Linked DNA regions of Homo sapiens: region 2 is linked to region 1. Evidence: chromatin loops called from intact Hi-C (ENCODE). Cell type or tissue: PC-9. All regions are shown on one strand. Each heading gives the region's core, and the rest is flanking DNA. Links, peaks and the distances in the headings are about the cores only.

Region 1 (12,142 bases), core at 2,413-10,412:
ATACAAACACAGAATATAATTACAGAAAATGTATAAAGCTCAAATGTGTGAAAATAATGGAATATCTACAATTTGGAAGTGGAAGAGAAAGGAGGAATGGAAAATTAAGTATAGAACTACCCTCATCTTTTATAATAGAGAATAAAAAATTTTCTAAGATGATAAATGAAAAATATAAATTTCTGTATATTACTGGTTTTCTACATTGACCACACATTAGAATGGTCTGGGAGCTTTAAAAAATTTACCCCAGATGAATTAAATCGGAATCTCTGAGGCTGTGGAATGGCCATCTGCATTTCTGAAGAGCTCTCCAGGTGAATAATGTGCAGTTAGGATTGACAACCACTTTTTTCTTTTTTGGTGTAGAAACAGGTCTCTCTATGTTGCCCAGGCTGGTCTCGAACTCCTGGCTTTAAGTGATCCTCCTGCCTCGGCCTCCCAAAGTGCTGGGATTACAGGCATGAGCCAGTAACCACTTTAATTAAAGTCATAAAGACAACAACCAGAAGAATGAAAAACAAACTGCTAATAGTGATTGCTTCTGGGGAGTAGAACAAAAAAGTTCTGAACTATTTTAATTGTTTTTACAGTGGAAAAGACAGGAAGAAGGAAGACGAGAAGTCCCAATATTGGATGAGAACAGGGTTATTTAACCTCAGCATGACTGACACTTGGGGCCAAAGAATTCTTTGTTGTGGGAGGCTGTCCTGTGTATTGAAGGATATTTAGTAGTATCTCTGGCCTCTGAGACTCACTAGATGTCAATAGCACTCCTCCCCATCATGACAACCAGAAATATCTCCAGATGCTGCCTATTGTCCCCTGGAGGGCAAAATTGCCCTAGGTTGAGAACCACTGGACTAGAAGAATAATCCTGTATCTTGGTCAGGCAGTTGCTTGCACTGCAAAGAAAGCTCAACAATTTGGATTTACACTATCGCATACCATGTAAATTAAAGTGCATTTATTCTGTGCTAGGTCCTTGATTAAAATTAAATCTATACATTTTAATCTGATCATCAGAGAGGGATGCATCAGGACTTTCCTTTTGGACTCTACAAGCTTTGGGATTTACTATCATTATTAGAATAACAAAATGTCAGAGCAATTAGGCCTTTACAGAAAGTTGCAGGACCTCCTGGCGAGTTGCCAGGATCTTGCCAATTTCTTTTAAACTTGAGAAAACACTTTCTTGTGCTGAACAAAACAGGGGCGAGCCAGCCAAACACAATACTGGGCTGTAGGCCCAGGTTCACTTCAGTTCAGCAAATATTTGAGCATATTACATGTGCTGGGAATAATAACATTAGTAAAACAAAGACTAGATGTTTTAAATGTAATTGAAGTAGAGTAGAAATACATCTTTAAAGAGAAGGGTTTGCTGTCTGTACTTTATAGGATTGTATGGAAATGCAAATTTCTGCACTGGCCAAATGGTAGCCATGAGAAATGTGGCTACTGAGCCCTTGAAAACTGGTTAGTCTGATTTGAAATGTGCTGCAAACATAAAACACACTGGATTTCAAAGATGTAGTATGAAAAAAAGAATGCAAAATACCTCATTATATTTTCAAATTACATTTTGGATATATTGGTTTAAATACAATACAGAGAGTCCCTGACTTACGATGGTTCCACTTTCCATTTTTGGAATTTACCATGATGTGAAAGTGATACTTATTCAGTATGCTCCTTGACTTATGATGAGGCTATGTTCAGATAAAGATTTTCAATTTACAGTAGTTTTATCTGGACATAACCCCATTGTAAGTCAAGGAGCATCTATTTACTACTAAAATTAATTTTGTCTACTATGTATTTTTTTTAATGTGGCTACTAAATAATTTAAATTTATACATGGGGCTTCCATTTGTGGCTCATGTTTTATTTCTTTTTATTTTTTATACTTTAAGTTCTGGGTTACATGTGCAGAATGCGCAGTTGTGTTACATAGGTATACACGTGCCATGGTGGTTTGCTGCACCCATCAACCTGTCACCTACATTAGGTATTTCTCCTAATGTTATCCCTCCCCTAGCACCCCACCCTCCACAGGCCCCGGTGTGTGATATTCCCCTCCCTGTGTCCATGTGTTCTCATTGTTCAACTCCCACTTATGAGTGAGAACATGCGGTGTTTGGTTTTCTGATCTTGTGATGGTTTGCTGAGAATGATAGTTTCCAGCTTCATTCATGTCCCTGCAAAGGATATGAACTAATCCTTTTTTATGGCTGCATAGTATTCCATGGTGTATATGTGCTACATTTTCTTTATCCAGTCTATCATTGATGGGCATTTGGCTTGGTTCCAAGTCTTTACTATTGTGAATAGTGCCGCGATAAACATATGTGTGCATGTGTCTTTATAGTAGAATGATTTATAATCCTTTGGGTATATGTCCAGTTATTAAGATTGCTAGGTCAAATGGTATTTCTAGTTCTAGATCCTTCAGGAATTGCCACACTGTCTTCCACAATGGTTGAACTAATTTATACTCCCACCAACAGTGTAAAAGCATTCCTATTTTTCCACAACCTCTCCAGCATCTGTTGTTTCCTGACTTTTTAATGATTGCCATTCTAACCGGCATGAGATGGTATCTCATTGTGGTTTTGATTTGCATTTCTCTGATGACCAGTGATGATGAGCATTTTTTCATATGTCTGTTGGCTGCATAAATGTCTTCTTTTGAGAAGTGTCTATTCATATCCTTTGCCCATTTTTTGATGGGATTGTTTGCTTTTTTCTTGTAAATTTGTTTAAGTTCCTTGTCAATTCTGGATATTAGCCCTTTGTCAGATGGATAGATTGCAAATTTTTTTCTCCCATTCTGTAGGTTGCCTGTTCACTCTGATGATAATTTCTTTTGCTGTGCAGAACCTCTTCAGTTTAATTAGATCCCACTTGTCAATTTTGGCTTTTGTTGCGTTGCCATTGCTTTTGGTGTTTTAGATATGAAGTCTTTGCCCATGCCTATGTCCTGAATGGTATTGCCCAGGTTTTCTTCTAGGATTTTTGTGGTCCTAGGTCTTACATTTAAGTCTCTGATCCATCTTGAGTTTATTTTTGTATAAGCTGTAAGGAAAGGGTCCAGTTTCAGTTTTCTGCATATGGCTAGCCAGTTTTCCCAAGAGCATTTATTAAATAGGGAATCTTTTCCCCATTGCTTGTGTGTGTCAGGTTTGTCAAAGATCAGATGGTTGTAGATGTGTGGTGTTATTTCTGAGGCATCCGTTCTGTTCCATTGGTCTATGTATCTGTTTTGGTACCAGTACCATGCTGTTTTGGTTACTGTAGCCTTATAGTAAAGTTTGAAGTCAGGTAGCGTGATGCCTCCAGCTTTGTTCTTCTTGCCCAGGATTGTCTTGGCTATGCAGGCTCTTTTTTGGTTCCATATGAAGTTTAAAGTAGTTTTTTCCAATTCTGTGAAGAAAGTCAGCAGTAGCTGGATGGGGATAGTGTTGAATCTACAAATTACTTTGGGCAGTGTGGCCATTTTCATGATATTGATTCTTCCTATCCATGAGCATGGAATGTTTTTTCATTTGTTTGTGTACTCTCTCTCTTATTTCCTTGAGCAGTGTTTTGTAGCTCTCCTTAAAGAGGTCCTTCACATCCCTTGTAAGTTCTATTCCTAGGTATTTTATTCTCTTTGTAGCAATTGTGAATGAGAGTTCACTCATGATTTGGCTCTCTGTTTGTTCTTGGTGTATAGAAATGTTTGTGATTTTTGCACATTGATTTTATATCCTGAGACTTTGCTGAAGTTGCTTATCAGCTTAAGGAGATTTTGGGCTGAGACTATGGGGTTTTCTAAATATACAATCATGTTATCTGCAAACAGAGACAATTTGACTTCCTCTATTCCTATTTGAATACCCTTTATTGCTTTCTGTTGCCTGATTGTCCTGGCCAGAACTTCTAATACTATGTTGAATAGGAGTGGTGAGAGAGGGCATCCTTGTCTTGTGCCGGTTTTCAAAGGGAATGCTTCCAGTTTTTGCCCATTCAGTATAATATTGGCTGTGGGTTTGTCATGAACAGCTCTTATTATGTTGAGATACGTTCCGTCAATACCTAGTTGATTGAGAGTTTTTAGCATGAAAGGCTGTTGAATTTTGTTGAAAGCCTTTTCTGCATCTATTGAGATAATCATGTGGTTTTTGTAGTTGGTTTTGTTTATGTGATGGATTATGTTTATTGATTTGCGTATGTTGAACCACCCTTGCATCCCAGGGATGAAGGCGACTTGATCATAGTGGATAAGCTTTTTGATGTGCTGCTGGATTCGGTTTGCCAGTATTTTATTGAGGATTTTCACATCAATGTTCATCATTACTGGCTTAAACATCCTCTTTTTTTGTTGTGTCTCTGCCAGGTTTTGGTATCAGGATGATGCTAGCCTCATAAAATGAGTTAGGGAGAATTCCATCTTTTTCTATTGCTTGGAATAGTTTCAGAAGGAATGATACCAGCTCCTTTTTGTACCTCTGGTAGAATTCGGCTGTAAATCGGTCTGGTCCTGGACTCTTTTTGATTGGTAGGCTATTAATTATTACCTCAATTTCAGGACCTGTTATTGGTCTATTCAGAGATTCAACTTCTTCCTGGTTTAGTCTTGGGAGGGTGTATGTGTCCAGGAATTTATCCATTTTGTCTAGATTTTCTAGTTAATTTGCGTAGAGGTGTTTATAATATTCTCTGATGATAGTTTGTATTTCTGTGGGATCAGTGGTGATATCCCCTTTATCATTTTTTATTGCATCTATTTGATTCTTCTCTCTTTTCTTCTTTGTTAGTCTTGCTAGTGGTCTATTTTGTTGATCTTTTCAAAAAACCAGCTCCTGGATTCATTGATTTTTTGAAGAGTTTTTTGTGTCTCTATCTCCTTCAGTTCTTCTCTGATCTTAGTTATTTCTTGTTTTCTGCTAGCTTTTGAATATGTTTGCTCTTGCTTCTCTAGTTCTTTTAATTGTGATGTTAGGGTGTCGATTTTAGATTTCTCCTGCTTTCTCTTGTGAGCATTTAGTGCTATAAATTTCCCTCTAAACACTGCTTTAAATGTGTCCCAGAGATTCTGGTACGCTGTGTCTTTGTTCTCATTGGTTTCAAAGGACATCTTTATTTCTGCCTTCATTTCGTTATTTACCCAGTAGTCATTTAGGAGCAGGTTGTTCAGTTTCCACGTAGTTGTGCAGTTTTGAGTGAGTTCTTAATCCTGAGTTCTAATTTGGTTGCACTGTGGTCTGAGAGACAGTTTGTTGTGATTTCTGTTCTTTTACATTTGCTGAGGAGTGTTTCACTTCCAATTATGTGGTCAGTTTTAGAGTAAGTGCGATGTGGTGCTGAGAAGAACGTACATTCTGTTGATTTCGGGTGGAGAGTTCTGCAGATGTCTATTAGGTCCACTTGGTCCAGAGCTGAGTTCAAGTCCTGGATATCCTTGTTAATTTTCTGTCTCATTGATCTGTCTAATATTGACAGTGGGGTGTTAAAGTCTCCCATTATTATCGTGTGGGAGTCTAAGTCTCTTTGTAGGTCTCTAAGAACTTGCTTTATGAATCTGGGTGCTCCTGTATTGGGTGCATATATATTTAGCATAGTTAGCTCTTCTTGTTGAATTGATCCCTTTACCATTATGTAATGCCCTTCTTTGTCTCTTTTGATCTTTGTTAGTTTAAAGTCTGTTTTATCAGAGACCAGGATTGCAACCCCTGCTTTTTTTTACTTTCCATTTGCTTGGTAGATCTTCCTCCATCCCTTTATTTTGAGCCTATGTGTGTCTTTGTACATGAGATGGGTCTCCTGGGTACAGCACACTGATGGGTCTTGACTCTTTATCCAATTTGCCAGTCTGTGTCTTTTAACTGGGGCATTTAGCCCATTTACATTTAAGGCTAATATTGTTATATGTGAATTTGATCCTGTCATTATGATGCTAGCTGGTTATTTTGCTGCCATTAATTGATGTAGTTTCTTCATAGCGTTGACGGTCTTTACAATTTGGCATGTTTTTGCAGTGGCTGGTACTGGTTGTTCCTATCCATGTTTAGTGCTTCCTTCAGGAGCTCTTGTAAGGCAGGTCTGGTGGTGACAAAATATCTTAGCATTTGCTTGTCTGTAAAGGATTTTATTTCTCCTCCACTTATGAAGCTTAGTTTGGCTGGATATGAAATTCTGGGTTGAAAATTCTTTTCTTTAAGAATGTTGAATATTGGCCCCCACTCTTCTGGCTTGAGAGATCCGCTGTTAGTCTGATGGACTTCCCTTTGTGCTTAACCCAACCTTTCTCTCTGGCTGCCCTTAACATTTTTTCCTTCATTTCAACCTTGGTGAATCTGACAATTATGTGTCTTGGGGTTGCTCTTCTCGAGGAGTATCTTTGTGGTGTTCTCTGTATTTCCTGAATTTGAAAATTGGCCTGCCTTGCTAGGTTACAGAAGTTCTCTTGGATAATATCCTGAAGAGTATTTTCTAACTTGGTTCCATTCTTCCTGTCACTTTCAGGTACACCAATCAAACGTAGATTTGGTCTTTTCACATACTCCCATATTTCTTGGAGGCTTTGTTCGTTTCTTTTCACTTTTCTTTCTCTAATCTTGTCCTCTGACTGTACTCCATTAATTTGAACTTCAATCACTGATATCCTTTCTTCCACTTGATCAAATCGGCTATTGAAGCTTGTGTATGCTTTACGAAGTTCTTGTACTGTGGTTTTCAGTTACAAAGTTCTTGTACTGTGGTTTTCAGCTCCATCAGGTTATTTAAGCTCTTCTCTACACTGGTTATTCTATTTAGCCATTCGTCTAACCTTTTTAGCTTCCTTGCAATGGATTAGAACATGCTCCTTTTGCTCAGAGAAGTTTGTTATTACCGACCTTCTGAAGCTTACTTCTGTCAACTCGTCAAACTCATTCTCTGTCCAGTTTTGTTCCCTTGCTGGTGAGCAGTTGTGTTCCTTTGGAGAAGAGGCGTTCTGGTTTTGGGAATTTTCCGCCTTTCTGCTCTGGTTTCTCCCCGTCTTTGTGGTTTTAGCTACCTTTGGTCTTTGATGTTGGTGACCTATGGATGGGGTTTTGGTGTGGATGTGCTTACTGTTGATGTTGATGCTATTCCGTTCTGTTAGTTTTCCTTCTAACAGACAGGCCTCTCAGCTGCACGTCTGCTGGAGTTTGCTGGAGGTCCACTCCAGACCCTGTTTTCCTGGGTATCACCAGCAGAGGCTGCAGAAGAGCAAATATTGCTGTCTGATCCCTCCTCTGGAAGCTTTGTCCCAGAGGGACACCCACCTGTATGAGGTGTCTGTCGGCCCCTACTGGGAGGTGTCTCCCAGTCAGGCTACACGGGGGTCAGGGACCCACTTGCAGAGGCAGTCTGTCCGTTATCGGAGCTCGAACGCCATGCTGGGAGAAGCACTGCTCTCTTCAGAGCTGTCAGGCAGGGACATTTAAGTCTGGAGAAGCTGTCTGCTGCCTTTTGTTCAGATATGCCCTGCCCCCAGAGGTGGAATCTAGAGAGGCAGTAGGCCTTCCTGAGCTGTGGTGGGCCCCGCCCAGTTCGAGCTTCCATGCCGCTTTGTTTACACTGTGAGCATAGAAATGCCAACTCAAGCCTCAGCAATGGCAGATGCCCCTCCCCCCGCCAAGCTCTAGCATCCCAGGTGGATCTCAGACTGCTGTGCTAGCAGTGAGCAAGGAAGGCTCTGTGGGCGTGGGACCTGCCAAGCCAGGCACAGGAGGGAATCTCCTGGTCCGCTGGTTGTGAAGACTGTGGAAAAAGCGCGGTATTTGGGCAGGAGTTTACTGCTCCTCCAGATACAGTCACTCATGGCTTCTCTTGGCTAGGAAAGGGAAATCCCCCAACCCCAACCCCTTCCCGGGTGAGGTGATGCCCCGCCCTGCTTCAGCTCACCCTCCATGGGCTGCACCCACTGTCCAACCAGTCCCAGTGAGATGAACCAGATACCTCAGTTGGAAATGCAGAAACACCCATCTTCTGCGTCGATCTCACTGGGAGCTGTAGACTAGAGCTGTTCCTATTTGGCCATCTTGGAAGTGACCTCTCACGTTTTATTTCCAATAAACAGTGCTGTCCTAAACTCTTGATTTTTATGTGGCATCATTGTAAATAACAGTAGCATTTTAAATATATTTGGGCCCTCTCATTGGCATTCAGTGGGGACAAATTCCATTTGAATGCTCAGTTGCTATAGATGTGGTTATATGAAAGTGCTTGGGGCACAGTAAACTAAACTCAATCACAGGTGACTTACATTTGCATCCTGGCTTGGCCACATGCGGTGTAATCTTAGTTCAGCATTCAACTTCTTTGAGTCTCAGTTGCCTCATCTGTAAAATGGCTTGTGTTCACCACAAACCCCAAAATATGTTTTCTGATTGAATGCCAAACAGCCTTAAATGGGGACATGTCTAAACGGATGCCAATTGCACAGGGCTTCACTGATTCTAAAAATATATCAGAATAATAATTTATAACATGAAAGCAGAATAAGGTTTGAGGTCCACAAATGTCATCCACCAAGAAACGCCTTTTCATCTCATGTTTGAATGCTAAAAATGGAGACTTTCTGCCAGGACTCCCAATAAAACATCACCCAGGCACAGTGACAACGAAGAAAACCTTTCCTAAAATCATCACTTCTTTCCCTTGGTTCTGCCTCTCTCTTCTCAGCTTACCCTTGAGAAGGGGGGATTCGGGGAGTGAGGAGGGGAGGAGGGTGGTGTACCACATCTTAGAATTGGAATGAAGGACAAGGGAAAAATTTCTATTAGGAGTGATGCTCTTCAGAAAACAGTAGCAAAATCATATTTTGAAAACTCTATCCATATAAATGAATATATATATGTATATATACGTATATCTTCCTGTGGTCCCTCTATTTTTTATAGACTATACTATGACTATACCAAATAAATTAAAAATGTTTAAATTAAATGTTAAATTTAAAATGTTTTAGTGATAAATAATAGTTGTACATATTTTTGGGGGTGTATGTAATATTTTGATACCTTTATACAATGTGTTTGCAGTGATCAAATTGGAGTAATTGGAATAGCCATCACCTCAAAGGCTTATCTTTGTGTTGGGAACATTACAATTCTTCTCTTCTAGCTATTTTGAAATTTATAATAAATTATTGAATACAAGAACTTATTCCTTCTAACTAACTGTATTTTTGTACCTCTTAACCAACTTCTCTTTGTCCCTACTCCCTTCCCTTCCCAGGCTTTAGTAACCACCATTCTACTCTTTACCTCCATGAGAACCACTTTTTTTTTAGCTCCTACATGTAAGTGAGAACATGCTATATTTATTTTTTTTTGCTTGGCTTGTTTCACTTAACACAATGACCTCCAGTCCCATCCATGGTGCTGAAAATGACAGGATTTCATTCTTTTTTATGGCTGAATAATATTTCAGTGTGCATATATATACCACATTTTCTTCATCCATTCATCTTTTTTTTTTTTTTTTTTTTTTGAGACAGAGTCTCACTCTGTTGCCCAGGCTGGAGTGCAGTGGCGCCATCTCTGCTCACTGCAAGCTCCACCTCCTGGGTTCACGCCATTCTCCTGCCTCAGTCTCCCGAGTAGCTGGGACTACAGGCGCCCGCCACCGCGCCCGGCTAATTTTTTGTATTTTTAGTAGAGACGGGGTTTCACCTTGTTAGCCAGGATGGTCTCGATCTCCTGACCTCATGATCCACCCGCCTCGGCCTCCCAAAGTGCTGGGATTACAGGCGTGAGCCACCGCGCCCGGCCCAAATAAAGTATTCTTTAAAAAGCAAGTTACAAAAGGTCAAATTTGCCTGAAAAGTGTTACCCAAAAAATCCAGCTCCTAGTGTAGTGCTTTTCACATGACAAGCATTCAACACATAGTTGTTGCATTAAAAACAGCATCAAAGTGATTATTATATTTGGAATTTATTTAATCCACTTAGTAAGTTATTTATTTGGTCTAGAATAGGAGTTAGATTATTTACCAGTAGTGTTGAGAGTTGATTGTGAACTAACCCCAGCCCTGCAATTTTACTCGAAATAATATATGAAACAGAAGTGACAAATCATTTCTTTATCCCTTTATTCATTTACATACAAAGTATATTGTGAATATTTTTGCTTTACTGAAAAAAATCTACTAAAAGGCAGAAATAGTACAAAATCATACAGAGATAAGAATCCTTAAACTGCTCATTTCACCTTACCAATTATCTAGTTCTGCCATCTTTCTATTTTAATGATAGGTTTCAAATTCAAAACTGCTTTCAAGCTACGAATTTAGAAATGTAATAACTGCTGGTAAAAACATTGATTTTTGTAGCCTGGTTCCTCTTTTACATGAGTGCTTATTTCAAGTTTGCTGTGATCACCATAGAAATATTCTCTATTGCTAGAGGTTGGAGGTTATGATCATTCATTTATTTAACAAGTACTTGTCAAACATCTATTCTGTGCCAGGACCATGATAGGTAGTCATTACTTTCATGTCATCTGTTTTAAATGCTATTTTAGATCTTCCAAAAGACATGTTACTTTAAATCAAACCATCAAGTCCAGACAACTTGCGTTTTTCTAACTCGATTCAAGGGCTGAGCATTAAATGCCATAGAACAACAGGCTGATGCCCAGGCTTTTGATAAGTGACATATTTTAGCAAATGTATGACAGCCAGGCATTGTGTGTAAATCTAGCATAGCTTGATGGTTAAGCTTCCTGGCTGTAGAACCAGAAAGACTTGGTAGTGAATTCTGGCTTTGCCATTTACTGGTTGTATTACCTTGGATAGCTTACTTAACCTCTCTGAAGCTGTTTTCTCATTTGTTAAAGTTGGAACTAATAATAGTATATACCTCATAGTATTACAGTGACAAATGGATGAGATGCTGCATGGAAAGCACGAAGATCAGTGCTGGCATTTACTAATTCCTCAATAAAGTAGCTATAAATAGGAGGAGTTACTAATTGGCTATTGATAGGAAGAATAAAAATCATGATAGTGATGGTATAAGTATTTACCTGGGACAAGGGGCTTCCTTATTTGGCTAAATTATCTAAAATGCATAGGAAGAATAGAACTTTTAGTTGGCTATTTTTCTTTTATCTATCTATCTATCTATCTATCTATCTATCTATCTATCTATCTATCATCTCGTTCTATTGCCCAGACTGGAGTGCAGAGGTGCAATCATAGCTCACTGCAGCCTAGAACTCCTGGGCTCATGCAATTGTCTCACCTCAGCCTCCTAAGTCGCTGGGACCAGAGGTGTACGTTACCACACCTGGCTGGCTATTTTTTTCACATTCTGGTGTCAAACACAGAATGTTTCCTGATTTTGTTGTCTAAGATATTTTAGACACATATTAATCCATTTCAAAGATTAAAATATACTTTAATTTTTCTTTTTTTTTTTTGAGACAGAGTCTCCCTGTCGCCCAGGCTACAGTGCAGTGGCATGATCTCGGCTCACTGCAACCTCCGCCTCCCGGGTTCAAGTGATTCTTCTGCCTCAGTCTCCTAAGTAGCTGGGACTACAGGCGCGTGCCACCATGCCCAGCTAGTTCTTGTATTTTTAGTAGAGATGGGGTTTCACCATATTGGCCAGGCTGGTCTCGAACTCCCGACCTCATGATCCACCCACCTCAGCCTCTCAAAGTGCTGGGATTACAGGCATGAGCTACCGCGCCCAGCTACTTCAATATTTCTATAGATGCCTAATTCCTGAAGGGCTTTAGGGTCATGATATCCAATGACTGTAGATGTGAAAGTTTTAGAAAATGTATCCTAAGCACAGAGCAAACTCTAAATATTCAGTTAGTTAAATGCCAAACTTATCTTGTTTCTTTCTCTGAAAACTGTAATGCTGACAAAATTCCAGATAACTTAAAGCATCTGACAGTTCAGTTCTGAAGTTTAACTATTGCATTGTAACTATAATTTTGCTCACTAACTGTGTAGAAGGTAAGTTTTCCAGATCTAAAAAATTGTTAGCTAATGAAACAAAGTAAATAGAGTTTCCAGTGAATTAAATAACTTCATGTTATATTTCTAAGAATTTTACTCACAATGGCCACAGGGTCATTGCTGCGAGTTGCGGCCAGGCTGAACTTCTTCACGTGA
Region 2 (12,142 bases), core at 2,450-10,449, 86 kb before region 1:
TTTATCCAGAATATATAAGGAATGCTTGCCAATCAATAATAAAAGGACAACCCAGTTTAAAAGTAAGCGAAGATTTGAAGAGACATTTCTACAAAGAATATGTATAGCTGGGCATGGTGGTGCACATTTGTAATCTCAGCTACTCGGTCGGTTGACATAGGAGGATTGTTTGAGCCCAGAAGTTCGAGTCCAGCCTGGGCTGCATAGCAAGACTCCATTTCCAAAAAGCAAACAAATATACACGAGTCTAACAATACATGAAAAAATACTCAGTATCATTAGTTATTAGGGAAATGCAAATCAAAACCACAATGTGATATTACTTCACACCCACTAAGATGGCTACAATAAAACAGACAAGTGTTGGCAAGCATGTGGAGAAATTTCAACCCTGGTACATTACTGGTGAGAAGGTACAATACCGCAGCCACTTTGGAAAAGTTTGGCAGTTTCTCAATTTGTTAAAAAATAGTTACCTTATGATCCAGCAATTCTATCAGGCACATACCCAAGAGAAATAAAAACATATGTCTATATAACAACTTGTATAAAAATGTTCATAGCAGCATATTCACAACAGCTAAAAAGTGGCAACAACCCATGTCCATTAACTGAGAAACAGATAAACAAAACGTGGTATCCACAATAAAATATTATTCAGCCATAAAAAAGAATGAAGTATTGACACACACTGTAACAAGATGAAACTCCAAAACCTTATGCTAAGTGAAAGAAGTCAGCCATAAATACATATTGTATGATTCTGTTTATAAGAAATATCCAGACTAGGCAAATCCAGAAAGAAAGTTGCTTAGTGGTTGTCAAGGGCTAGGGAATGGAATGGGGATGAAGGCTTACTGCTAACGTGCACAGGGTTTCTTTCTGGGGTTCCAAAAATGTTCTAAACTTAAGACTGTGGTGATGGTTGCATAATTCTATCAATGTAGTAATGAATATTGAATTATATGCCTTAAATTGATAAATTTTATGATATGGGAATTATATCACCTTTACTAATAAAGATGTTTACAAAAACCACTAAGGAGCTGACTTATTAGTATGGGTTTTTTGGTCTTCAGTAAATTTATATTTGGTTCCCTGAAATGTGAAGATTAAAAAAAGATAATTTTCTGAGACAAATTGAGCCAGATACAGTATATTTGTACTTCTTAATCAAAATCAGCTGTTTCCCGAGAAACATCTAACTAGCAAACTGCTGGAATAATTTCATATGACATAAAATACCTTTCTAAACATGTATTAATTTAAATTAGTCTTATATCAATATCAATTAGATTTTAAAATCTTAGTGACTATGAGATGTTGATAAATTCAATAGATCTCCCTTATAATGGTTAGTTTGGTTTGTGCTCTCAATGTCTTGCAGGATGAGAAACATAATAGACACACATTAATTCCTTATTCTTGTTGCTCCTAGAATTTCTTCTTCGTGTGTGTGTGTGTGTGTGTGTGTGTGTGTGTGAAAGACAGAGAGAGAGAAAGAGATTGCCAAAACAAACTAGCAACCTAGGAAGACTAAAGACCACATAGTCCCAAGTATCTCTGTCAGTGTTCCTTAAACTCAGAAAATGAAGACTGGTTAGTCATGAGTATTTTTGAAAAAGCTCCAAAGGTGATTCTAATTCTTACTCATTTAGGTTGGTAACCACTAATCTGTATAATATCAGTCCCTAAAAGATGAAGATGAGTTATCCTGAGTTGATCTAATTTTTTCTTCTGCTTGAAATATGGTCAAAAATAAAAAAATCCAGATTTATGACTTTTACTACTTCCATTTTTTAAAATAACATAATGTCTAAGAAAACATTTTTACCTTTCAGTAGATAGCATTCTATCTAAATGACTGTAATTTCCTTATTTAAGATAGCAAAATCCAAAACTCAAATTTTTAAAAACTGAAATTATAATTCTTTACCTAGTAGGAAACTATAAAAATAAACAATGATGAGATCAGAAAAAAAAAACTCTCAGATAAGTATGAAATGATACATCCCCCACCCCCAAGTTACACAAAACAAACAAAAATAAGGCTGAACCTTGGTTGCTAAGAGCGTTGAAACAGTTTAGCAATGTTTCTGCAACTACAAAACAGCAGCTAAGGAAATGGAAGACATTGAGATAAGAATTCATATAACAGTAATTTAAATGTATGGCACTTATCCAAACTCATGTGTGTTCCAAGAAAAAAGAAATATCCTGTGCCAAGATCCTTGTTATTGTCACAAAATCAGTAAGAAATACTGTGATCCATGTTAACAATTCCATTGCCAGGACCTTTCTTTACTAGTCCTTATCTCTTTTGCTCTGATACCAAGTTACAGCTGCAACAAATGTTAAGAATTATCTTAGTCATAGCTCCCACCCTTGCTGAGTATATAAAAAATATAATAACAAGAAACAGAGGTGGCTCTTGGTTACTTCATTCCTACAGAGTTGAAAGGCCCTAGCTAACTTTACTGTTTGTTTATAAACTGCCTTGTTCCAGAAAAGATTGAAGGACACTACTCCACTATAATCTCCAAGAGGCTTTGTGATATGTTGTTTGACAAGCAGCACAAAAACCTCAAACCAATCAAACTAAAGAATGAGGGGACACAGCCTAGAAAGACATTTTTGTTTTGATCCAATGATACACACAACACCTGCTTGATGCTGCAACATGGTCACCAATAAATGCTTAGTTAACAAATGTTTAGTGAGTTTGTATATACTAGACAATGAACTAGAAAGACACCATAAGGAAAACAAAACAAGAGATCCTTCACTTTTGGGAGTTAATACTTTAACAGGGAAATAGAACAGCAACTGAATCCTATTCTGGAGGTTCCTATGTCAAGATGGGGTAATAAGGACAGAATTTACCCACATGCCTGAAACAATTAAAATGGACAAAATATATGAAACAAGTTTTACACACACACACACACACACACACACACACATATATTTTAAAGAGATGGTTCTTGTTATGTTGGCCAGGTTGGTCTTGAACTCTTTGGCCTCAAGCAATCCTCCTGCCTCAGCCTCCCAAAGGGCTTGGATTACAGGCATGAGTTACCATACCTGGCCAGAAACAACAGTTTTCAAGACACTGGCCATCAGGCAACAAAGGACAGTGATCCCTATGATATGGGAAAAACAGAGGTGAGCCCTGTGATTACCTAGCTTATTGTCTGGAGAAAGGTTCCAGGCTGCAGATCAGGGAGCAGAAATTCAGGCAGAGCCTGGTGAATGCTGAGCTGCAGACACAGCTGAGGTCCAGAAAAACCAAGGCAGCCAGTGTTTGAAGGATAGGGAACCAGAAAGGAGGGAACTGCACAGAGAGGGAGCCCAGGAGTTGTGCAGAGGGTCACACTGAGTGTTCAGCATAGCACCGACTGGTACATGTATGTGAGGAACTACCTTGAGCCAAGGGAAAAAAAAAAACTTCTGAAAGCTTAGAGGTAATAATGCCCATGTTCATGCAGAGCTGGGAATAGAACCTGTTCCCACCAGCCAGACTGGAAAAGCTCACAATTCACAAGGCTCACAATTGGGTAGGGAACTCAGAAGGGTCTTGCCTCAGTATTGGGGAAATAATTAGCCCTAGACTGAACACTGCTCTAGTCCCACCTAACACATCTTTTTTTTTTTTTTTTAAGACAGAGTTTTGCTCTCGTTGCCCAGGCTAGAGTGCAGTGGTGCAATCTCGGCTCACTGCAACCTCCGTCTTCCGGTTTCAAGAGATTCTCCTGTCTCAGCCTCCCTAGTAGCTGGGATTACAGGCGCCCGCCACCACACCCAGCTAATTTTTTTGTATTTTTAGTAGAGATGGGGTTTCACCATGTTGGTCAGGCTGGTATCGAACTGCTGACCTCGTGATCCACCTGCCTCGGCCTCCCAAAATGTTGGGATTACAGGCGTGAGCCACCGTGCCTGGCCCACCTAACAAATCTTAAAAGCAAGACTCCAAAGAATCAAACTGTTTCCAAGTAACTTAACTGCACCCCAGAATGAAACTCAAGAATATTTATAGGTATATCAATACATCCAGCACTGGAAAGTTAATATGTTTGATACCCAATAAACAATTACAAACATGCAAAGAAACAGGAAAATTTGATCCAGAAGAAGAAAAAAAATCGGTCTATCAAAATTGACTTAACAATGATAGATGATAAAATTGGCAAGTAAGGACATTAAAAATTACTATAATTATATTACATATGTTCAAAAAGTGAAGTAGAGGCATAGAAGACTTTTTCTTTATTTTTTTTGAGACAGAGTCTCGCTCTGATGCCAAGGGTGGAGTGCAGTGGCATGAGCATGGATCACTGCAGCAATGAACTCGTAGGCTCAAGCCATCCTCCCACCTCAGCCTCCGGAGTAACTGGAACTACAGGCACACACCACCGCATCCAGCTAACTTTTTTTCATTTTTAGTAGAGGCACGGTCTCACTGTGTTGCCCAAGCTGGTCTGCAACTCCTGACCTCAAGTGATCCTCCCGCAGTGCCGCAATTACAGGTGTGAGCCATCATGCCTGGACGGAAGATTTTTTTTTTTAAAAAAAGCGCTGGGGCCGGGTGCGGTGGCTCATGCCTGTAATCCCAGCACTTTGGGAGGCTGAGGCAGGTGGATCACGAGGTCAGGAGATTGAGACCATCCTGGCTAACACGGTGAAACCCCGTCTCTACTAAAAATACAAAAAATTAGCCGGGCGAGGTGGCAGGTGCCTGTAGTCCCAGCTACTCGGGAGGCTGAGGCAGGAGAATGGCATGAACCCAGGGGGTGGAGCCTGCAGTGAGCCGAGATCACACCACTGCACTCCAGCCTGGGAAACAGAGCGAGACTCCATCTCAAAAAAAAAAAAAAAGCGCTGGGTGCACTGTCTCACACCTGTAATCCCAGGTACTCAGGGGGCTGAGGTGGGTGGAAGGATTGCTTGAGGCCAAGCATTTGAGAACAACATAGCAAGACCCGCCTCTAAAAAGAATTTTAAAAATTAGCCAGGTGTGGTAGCACATGCCTGTAGTCTCAACTACTTAGGAGGGTGAGGCAGAAGAATCACCTGAGCCCAAGAGTTTGAGGCTGCAGTGAGCTGTGATCATGCCACCGCTCTCCAGTCTGGACAACAGAGCAAGACCCTGTCTCTTACAAACAACAACAACAACAACAACAACATCAAAGAACAGACAGGACAAATAGAAAAGATATACCATGACATCTAATCAAAATAAAGAAAGATAGGCTCTATTAACATCAGGCAAAGTAGGTTTTATAGCAAAGAATATTACCAGAGATAAAGGTCATTTCATTATAACAAAAGGGACAATTCATCAAGGGGACATAACAATCCTAAAAACAAGTAGCAACAAAGCCTCAGAGTACAAGATTCTGAAACAACTAAAAGCAGTACTTTAGGCCGGGCACGGTGGCTCACACCTGTAATCCCAGCACTTTGGGAGGCCAAGGTGGGTGGATCACGAGGTCAGGAGATGGCGAACATCCTGGCTAACACAGTGAAACCCTGTCTCTACTAAAAATACAAAAAAAAATTAGCTGGGCATGGTGGCGGCTGCCTGTAGTCCCAGTTACTTGGGAGGCTGAGGCAGGTGAATGGCATGAACCCAGGAGGTGGAACTTGCAGTGAACCGAGATCGCGCCACTGCACTCCAGCCTGGGCGACAGAGCAAGACTCTGTCTCAGGAAAAAAAAAAAAAAAAAAAGGCAGTACTTTACGGTATGTAAATCATATGGAGAAATGCTGGAGGAAAGGAACTATCCAGAGTGGGTGTAGTTATCCAGGAAATGTTCCCCATGAAACCGGTTAACATGAGTAACAAGCCGTCCATCTGGCTAACTCCTCACCCCAAGGGAGTTAACAGTGAATCATTCAAATGATATTGCATGACCGGTCTGAAAAGGAGATGCCAGCATCTGCATGACTAATGTAAATAGCCCATTTCAAATATCAGCTTCAGTGCCTGGGAAGACCACTTTTCAGAGGTCTACAAGGGACATTTAGGGTTCATACAATATGATTACAAAAATAAGAGCCAGTTTTTACCTTTGGACTTAGCGGAAACCAATTGCCCAGTGGTGGTTATGTAATCCTCTTGATGTAGGCAGGTTTATAATCATGATCTTTCTGGTTTACTAAGGGATCAGGTCTGTCTTTCCTCCAAAGAAATCACATACTCAGAAAGGTGAGAAAGAGGAGGTTTTCTGGAAAGCTAACATAACTGTGAATAAATAACTTGGACAGCATATGGGAAGTCCTTAGTTTAAGGCAACTGGGTTAAATTTACCTTTAAAAAAGCAGGGAGGGGCATGTGGAATTCTTGGGAAAGAACAAAAGGGCATTCCATTCTCAGGATAGGAAAAGAGAAAACAACCAAAAAGCATAAATGGCTGTACCCCAAGGCCCAGCAGGAAGAAAAGGAGTGCGGTGCAAGGCAGGGAGGAGCCCATACCGGGTGAGTCAGCAGCTCAAACAGAATCAGAATGCACATCTCTGTATAGGATATAAGGTGCAGCCATGGCTCTGGTCCATCCGTGAAATAACACAGGGAAAAAAAATTCTTAGTCTAGGTAAGGGCGGAGCATGATACCAGCAATAGAGAGGAGGAGTCCCCAGCAAAACAAAACAAAATGACAGGTAGTAAAAAATACTGAAGACTGGGACACAGTATTTCTTCAAGTGATAAATTCATGACAAGGTTCTATGCCTTATCTATCTTTGAGACAGAATATGCATGCTATGTAAAAATATGATGGGAACTAATAATCAGCACTGAGAATTTTCACCATTCTCCAAACGAGAACAAGCTGGATGAATACTCTCTTTCACTCCTGTGCTGGCCTATGTCTCAGTTATACATTCTGCAAAATTTTAAGGAGGAAGAGGTAAAAAGTAAAATATTCACCAGTATAGGACAAAATACTCCCCTAAATGCATGTAAGACATAAGGCCTTGAGCTTCACTTAATTAGGATTACTTTCTTCTTTTCATATATTGACATATGCTTTCAATTCTGTAAAACATATAATCATTTCACAAATCATGAGGTGAAATTATTAATGGATTTACATATAATAACTCTTAAGTGTCCTCAGTCTATCAGGTTTCTAAAAAACATTTTTTAGCAATCTAGAAAATAAAATTTGGCATGAATATTTACTTTTATATTGGTCAAAAGGAAAAACTAAATGTGAAATTTTTGGTTTTATGAGGATTCCCTCCTGTCCTGGCCAGTTATGTGTAATTCTGGCTCCAGAAACAGAGTCTGCCTTTAAGTGAAAAAATAAGAAGTATAATTAATTGTCAGTCTCAGAATATAAGAAAATAGTCTAATGACTAGGTAAGTAATCCTTTTAGTGGTTCCCAAGTTTTTGCTTTTGAAAAAATTAAGCAGTCGGCCAGGTGCAGTGGCTCCACCTGTAATCCCAGCACTTTGGGAGGCCAAGGCAGACAGATCACCTGAGGTCAGGAGTTCGAGACCAGCCTGACCAACATGGTGAAACCCCGTCTCTACTAAAAATACAAAAATTAGCCAGGTGTGGTGGCAGGCCACTGCACTCCGGCCTGGGTAACAGAGTGAGATTCCATCTCCAAAAAAAAAAAAAATTAAGCAGTCATCTGATAGATCCTTTAAAATAATTAATTTACGATGAGAGCTCACTATGTGATTTTGGCATATAATTTGGAAAGAGTTCAAGGAACTGAATGACACTGCTACAACATTCCCTGGTCAGAAGGCTAATATTGCCATTAGGTACTGCACCCTGAGGCCAGTCATCTTTGAATGAAAAAATCATTTAGAGACCAAGAGAACATCTTATGGATTCTAACTAATCTAAATGTACCAAAAAAGTAAAATGCCTTTGTTTCTCAATAGAGGTAGGTTTGCAAACTTTTATGAAGAGCCAGGAAAACCTCTATTGCCTGGGAAAGCATCCTCAATCTGAAAGTCTATCTCCACTAAAATAAGCTATTAAGTAAAAAATCTGAGACTCAACCCAGGTGTTCAGGGCAGAGTCATAGGAGAGCTATCTTTAAAAAACAAGCTTCTGGATTTTTGGAGCTACAGAGATTAACATTTAGGTTGATGGGAAGTATTCTAATAAGACATAGATGAATTACTCTGAGGACCTTCTGGAACGTGATCAGGATCCTGGAGATGAGATGAAGAGAGAGGAAGGCATATTCGTGACTAAGGATAACTAAGGCTAACTGCTTTAAAGATGAGAGTCTAGGGTGGATTTCAGAACATTAGAGGTGGCTTTTTGCTATATTTCAAAGCAGAGCTTTACAGCCAAAGTTGCTTGATTGTTGAAGAGGAATTTGCCCTCCTTCAGGTCCATGGTACTGTGACATGGCTTATAAGGCTTGATTCTACCACATCTGATAGTATGTGCTTCCATCAGATAGATTAATGAAACTCACAAATTCATCCCATGGTTGTTCTGGACCGCTCCTCCATGACAGAGAATGAAAATCTCTTGTTCGGTAATCATCTCCCATATGATCCTTTACAGTGATTTCAGTGTACCCATTAATAAATCTGGTCCTCAGGTGGGTGTGGGGGCATGTGCCTGTAGTCCTAGCTACTCTAGAGGCTAAGGTGGAAGAATCGTTTGAGCCCAGGAGTCCCAGGTTGCAGTGCCACTGCATTCCAGCCTGGGCAACAAGAGAGTGAGTCCTCATCTCTAAAAACCAAACCAAAAAAAAAAAAAACAAATTTGGTCCTCACAAAAAATATATGACATAGGCATGCCAGATGCCCGGAATGTATGTTTCCATCGATATAAAGTTCAAAACAGACAGAACTAACTATTGTATTAGACACTATGTTGGTAATTACCTTTCACAAGAAAGGGAAAAGTGACTGGGAAGGAGCATGATAGGGCCTTCAGTGGGTGCTGATGTTACCTTTTTTTTTTTGAGACAGGGTCTCGACTCTGTCGCCCAGGCTGGAGTACAGTAGAGCAACCTCGGCTCACTGCAATCTCCGCCTCCTGAGTTCAAGGGATTCCCCTACCTCAGCCTCCTGAGTAGCTAGGATTACAGGTGCATGCCACCATGCCCAGCTATTTTGTATTTTTAGTAGAGACGGGGTTTCACCATGTTGGCCAGGCTGGTCTCGAGCTCCTGACCTCAAGAGATCCGCCTGCCTCGGCCTCCCAAAATGCTGGGATTACAGGCGTTGAGCTACCGCGTCCGGCTGCTGATGTTATCGTTACCTGAATGGTAATTACATGGTGTGTTTATTTTATAATTCACTGAGCTACATACAGATGACCTGTGCATTTTCTTTGAGTAACAAAAAGTTCATTATTAAAAAAAAGCTATCATCTTAATCACTGCATCAGAGCTGCCCATAAACAATATTTAATAGACATATGTAGCTAAAAGAGGCAGTAAAAATACCGAATGTATTATAAAGAGAAACCACTGATTGTGAATGTAAAATTACTTGTTCAACTACTTCCATTTATTCTTACCCATCTAAAACCTAAAGTAAGAAGTAAAAATTTTAAAAGATACATAGGAGGACAAAGATATTCTACCATAGTTGAGGATACAGCACTTTTTCCTATGTCACCCATATTCCTCACCTCTATCCTTTTCCCCCTCTTGTATTTTCTTATTTTCCGTAATTCTTCTCTGCTTTCTTTCCTATTTCCTCTAATCCTCCAAGATATTTTCCTAGGTAACTGGAGATTATGAAACAAGGGCATATTAGGAAGCTTCCGGGGTTAGCCTGGGACAAATGCAGCTTTCTTTCAGGTCTCTTATTTTTTCTCCTTCTTATCCTCAAATTCCATAGTTTTTTTCTGACATCTCTTTTTCTCACATCTCTCGCTTTGTTTCTACCTCCATTCCTTTCCAAATTATACCCCCAGGGTCCACCTGAAACACGCAGAATAACAGAAGGTGATCAACCAGTATTTTTTCTCATAAAATTATGTTCTTCTATTTAAGCAGGATTAAAGCCATAAACACTGACATACGTATGGCTGCACAGAGAAAATATAACCAGTAGTTTTCTTTGACAAATAAAAAGGAAGAGATGCCTCTGCCTGTCTTTATGATTCTCCACACTTCAAAACTCTGCATTGGTTTTGAACTCTTTTTCTGGCCCCAAACACCTGAGGGACATGACATTCCCACCTGTAACAGTAGCGTGATGGTTAGTTTTATGTGTCAATTTGGCTGGGCTGTGGTGCCCAGCTATTTTCTCAAACATTGTTCTAAACGTTTTCATGAAGGTTTTTTGTTTTTTGCTTTTTTTTTGGATGAGATTAAAATTTAAATCAGCAGACTCTAAGTAAAGCCAATTAACCTCCATAATGTGGGTGGGCCTCATTTAATCAGTTGAAGGCCTTAAAAGAACAAAGATTTATCTCCCCAAAGTAGGAAGAAATTCTGCCACTAGACTGCCTTTGGACAAGAATAGTAAATCTTCCCTGGGTCTCCAGGCTGCTAGATTTTGAATTTAAAAAGCCTCCTTAAAATAAACTTTTCTCTCCCCTCACATCCTGTTGGTTCTGTCTCTCTGGAGAACCCTGACTAACTTAAATAACAAAGATAGTGATCCTTAACAAGAGATGAAGAGGAAGAGGACTCTAAAGAAAAAGCACAGGGGCTGGGGTGATGGATAATTTTAGAAAAGTCAGGTGCAGAGCTTACGGCTTACCTACTCAATAGCCATTCACAAGCCTTCCTCTACTATAGAAGCTGGAGTGCTAAAATGAACTTTCTTGCTTCCCTTGCAGCTAAGGGGTAGCCATGTGACACAGTTCTGGCCAAAATGATTGAGAAGGGCCTCTTTCTCAAATAAAAAGCCCAAGTCCCATTCTTCCTGCCTGGACTAATATGAATTCAGACATAAAAATGGTGCCTGCAAGAGCTGATCTTCAGCTCTGCTACTGCTGCCACCATTCCCCAGTATTCTATACACAGTATTCCAAGTAAGAGTGAACGTAGAATTTGGCTTTTTAGGCCAACCTGTATTCTGACCTGTTTGGAAAGCTGAAAAACTTATCCTGTTTCATTTAAGTATTATTATATATAGAACTTTTAAAAACACAGCTGTGGCTGGGTGCAGTGGCTCATGCCTGTAATCCCAGCACTTTAGGAGGCCTAGGTGGGTGGATCACTTGAGGTCAGGAGTTCGAGACCAGCCTGGCCAACACTGTGAAACCCCATCTCTACTAAAAATACAAAAATTAGCCAGACGTGCTGGTGTGCACCTGTAATCCCAGCTACTAAGGAGGCTGAGACAGGAGAATCGCTTAAACCCGGGAGGCGGAGGTTGCAGTGAGGCGAGGGTGCACCATTGCACTCCGGCCTGGGCAACAGAGCAAGACTCCATCTCAAACAAACAAACAAACAAACAAAAAAACAACCACAGCCGTACTCAGGCTCCACTGAGAATACATAAGCTCAAACACTTAAATGGGGGAGACTTGGACTAGAAAAATTTCCTAAAACTACTGATTATGAAGCATTAGCAATCATAACCATGAATTAATAATGATGGGTATAGAATAGCTTTTTAAAAGGGTCTTTGAAAATATGGCATGAATTGTTTTATGGCATTCCACTTTAAAGAATGCAGTTAGAATAGATGCCTTAACATCATTTGTACTCTGTAATCTACCACTGAATTTTAAGTTTCCTTCAATATACTTTTAGATCTGTTATAGTAGAGAATTAAAGAATGTTATTCAAAATCATTGTGTAATAAAACCTCACTAACATCATTAAGAAGAAACTTATTGACCAAGTTGATGAAAAATGTAAATAAAGTATCTAAACCAATAAATGTCTAAGTCAACAGTATCATATATTTAAGGCTACCAATGATGTACCTCTAAAAATATGATTTTCTCCACACCCACCTATAAAAAGAAAAATCAAGTGTTACCACATAATGACTTTAAAATTCTGGGGCTTACCTTTTTTTTCTCCAGTGTAGGGCACATAGTCTTCCCTGTCTTTATGCTCCAATGCTTCTTTCTCCAGATATGAAAGGAGATGCTCTCTATCAAATGGCCCTGTGGTGGACTTTGATGTCTGGTTCTTCTGCCGGAACCCTGCAGGCAGAAGGGCATTCTGCCAGAGAGAATGAATC

Evidence for each region. A loop is a pair of places that touch in the nucleus more often than their neighbours do. Peaks named below come from ENCODE experiments on the same cell type or tissue, not always from the same donor. Only the 100,000 strongest peaks of a DNase experiment are listed, where the experiment ranks them.
Region 2: a loop joins it to region 1, with 5 times the contacts of the local background. A loop is called at or near these places in 6 of 110 quality-filtered maps.

What each region holds. Positions count from the first base shown.
Region 1 is chr15:51,782,774-51,794,915 of GRCh38, reverse strand. It overlaps TMOD2 (tropomodulin 2), which reads right to left. Exons shown (of 10, transcript NM_014548.4): 7 at 12,088-12,142. Among named protein-coding and RNA genes, the nearest start is that of TMOD2, 37 kb to the right of the region's middle. RefSeq lists enhancers at 26-195, 7,146-7,646. In PC-9, for the core only: a CTCF peak has its summit at 7,404; a DNase peak (open chromatin) is centred at 7,605.
Region 2 is chr15:51,869,198-51,881,339 of GRCh38, reverse strand. It overlaps TMOD3 (tropomodulin 3), which reads right to left. Exons shown (of 10, transcript NM_014547.5): 3 at 11,967-12,123. Among named protein-coding and RNA genes, the nearest start is that of TMOD3, 46 kb to the right of the region's middle. In PC-9, for the core only: no CTCF peak of the experiment used is centred there; DNase peaks (open chromatin) are centred at 5,859 and 6,539; H3K4me3 peaks cover 982 bases; H3K27ac peaks cover 6,357 bases.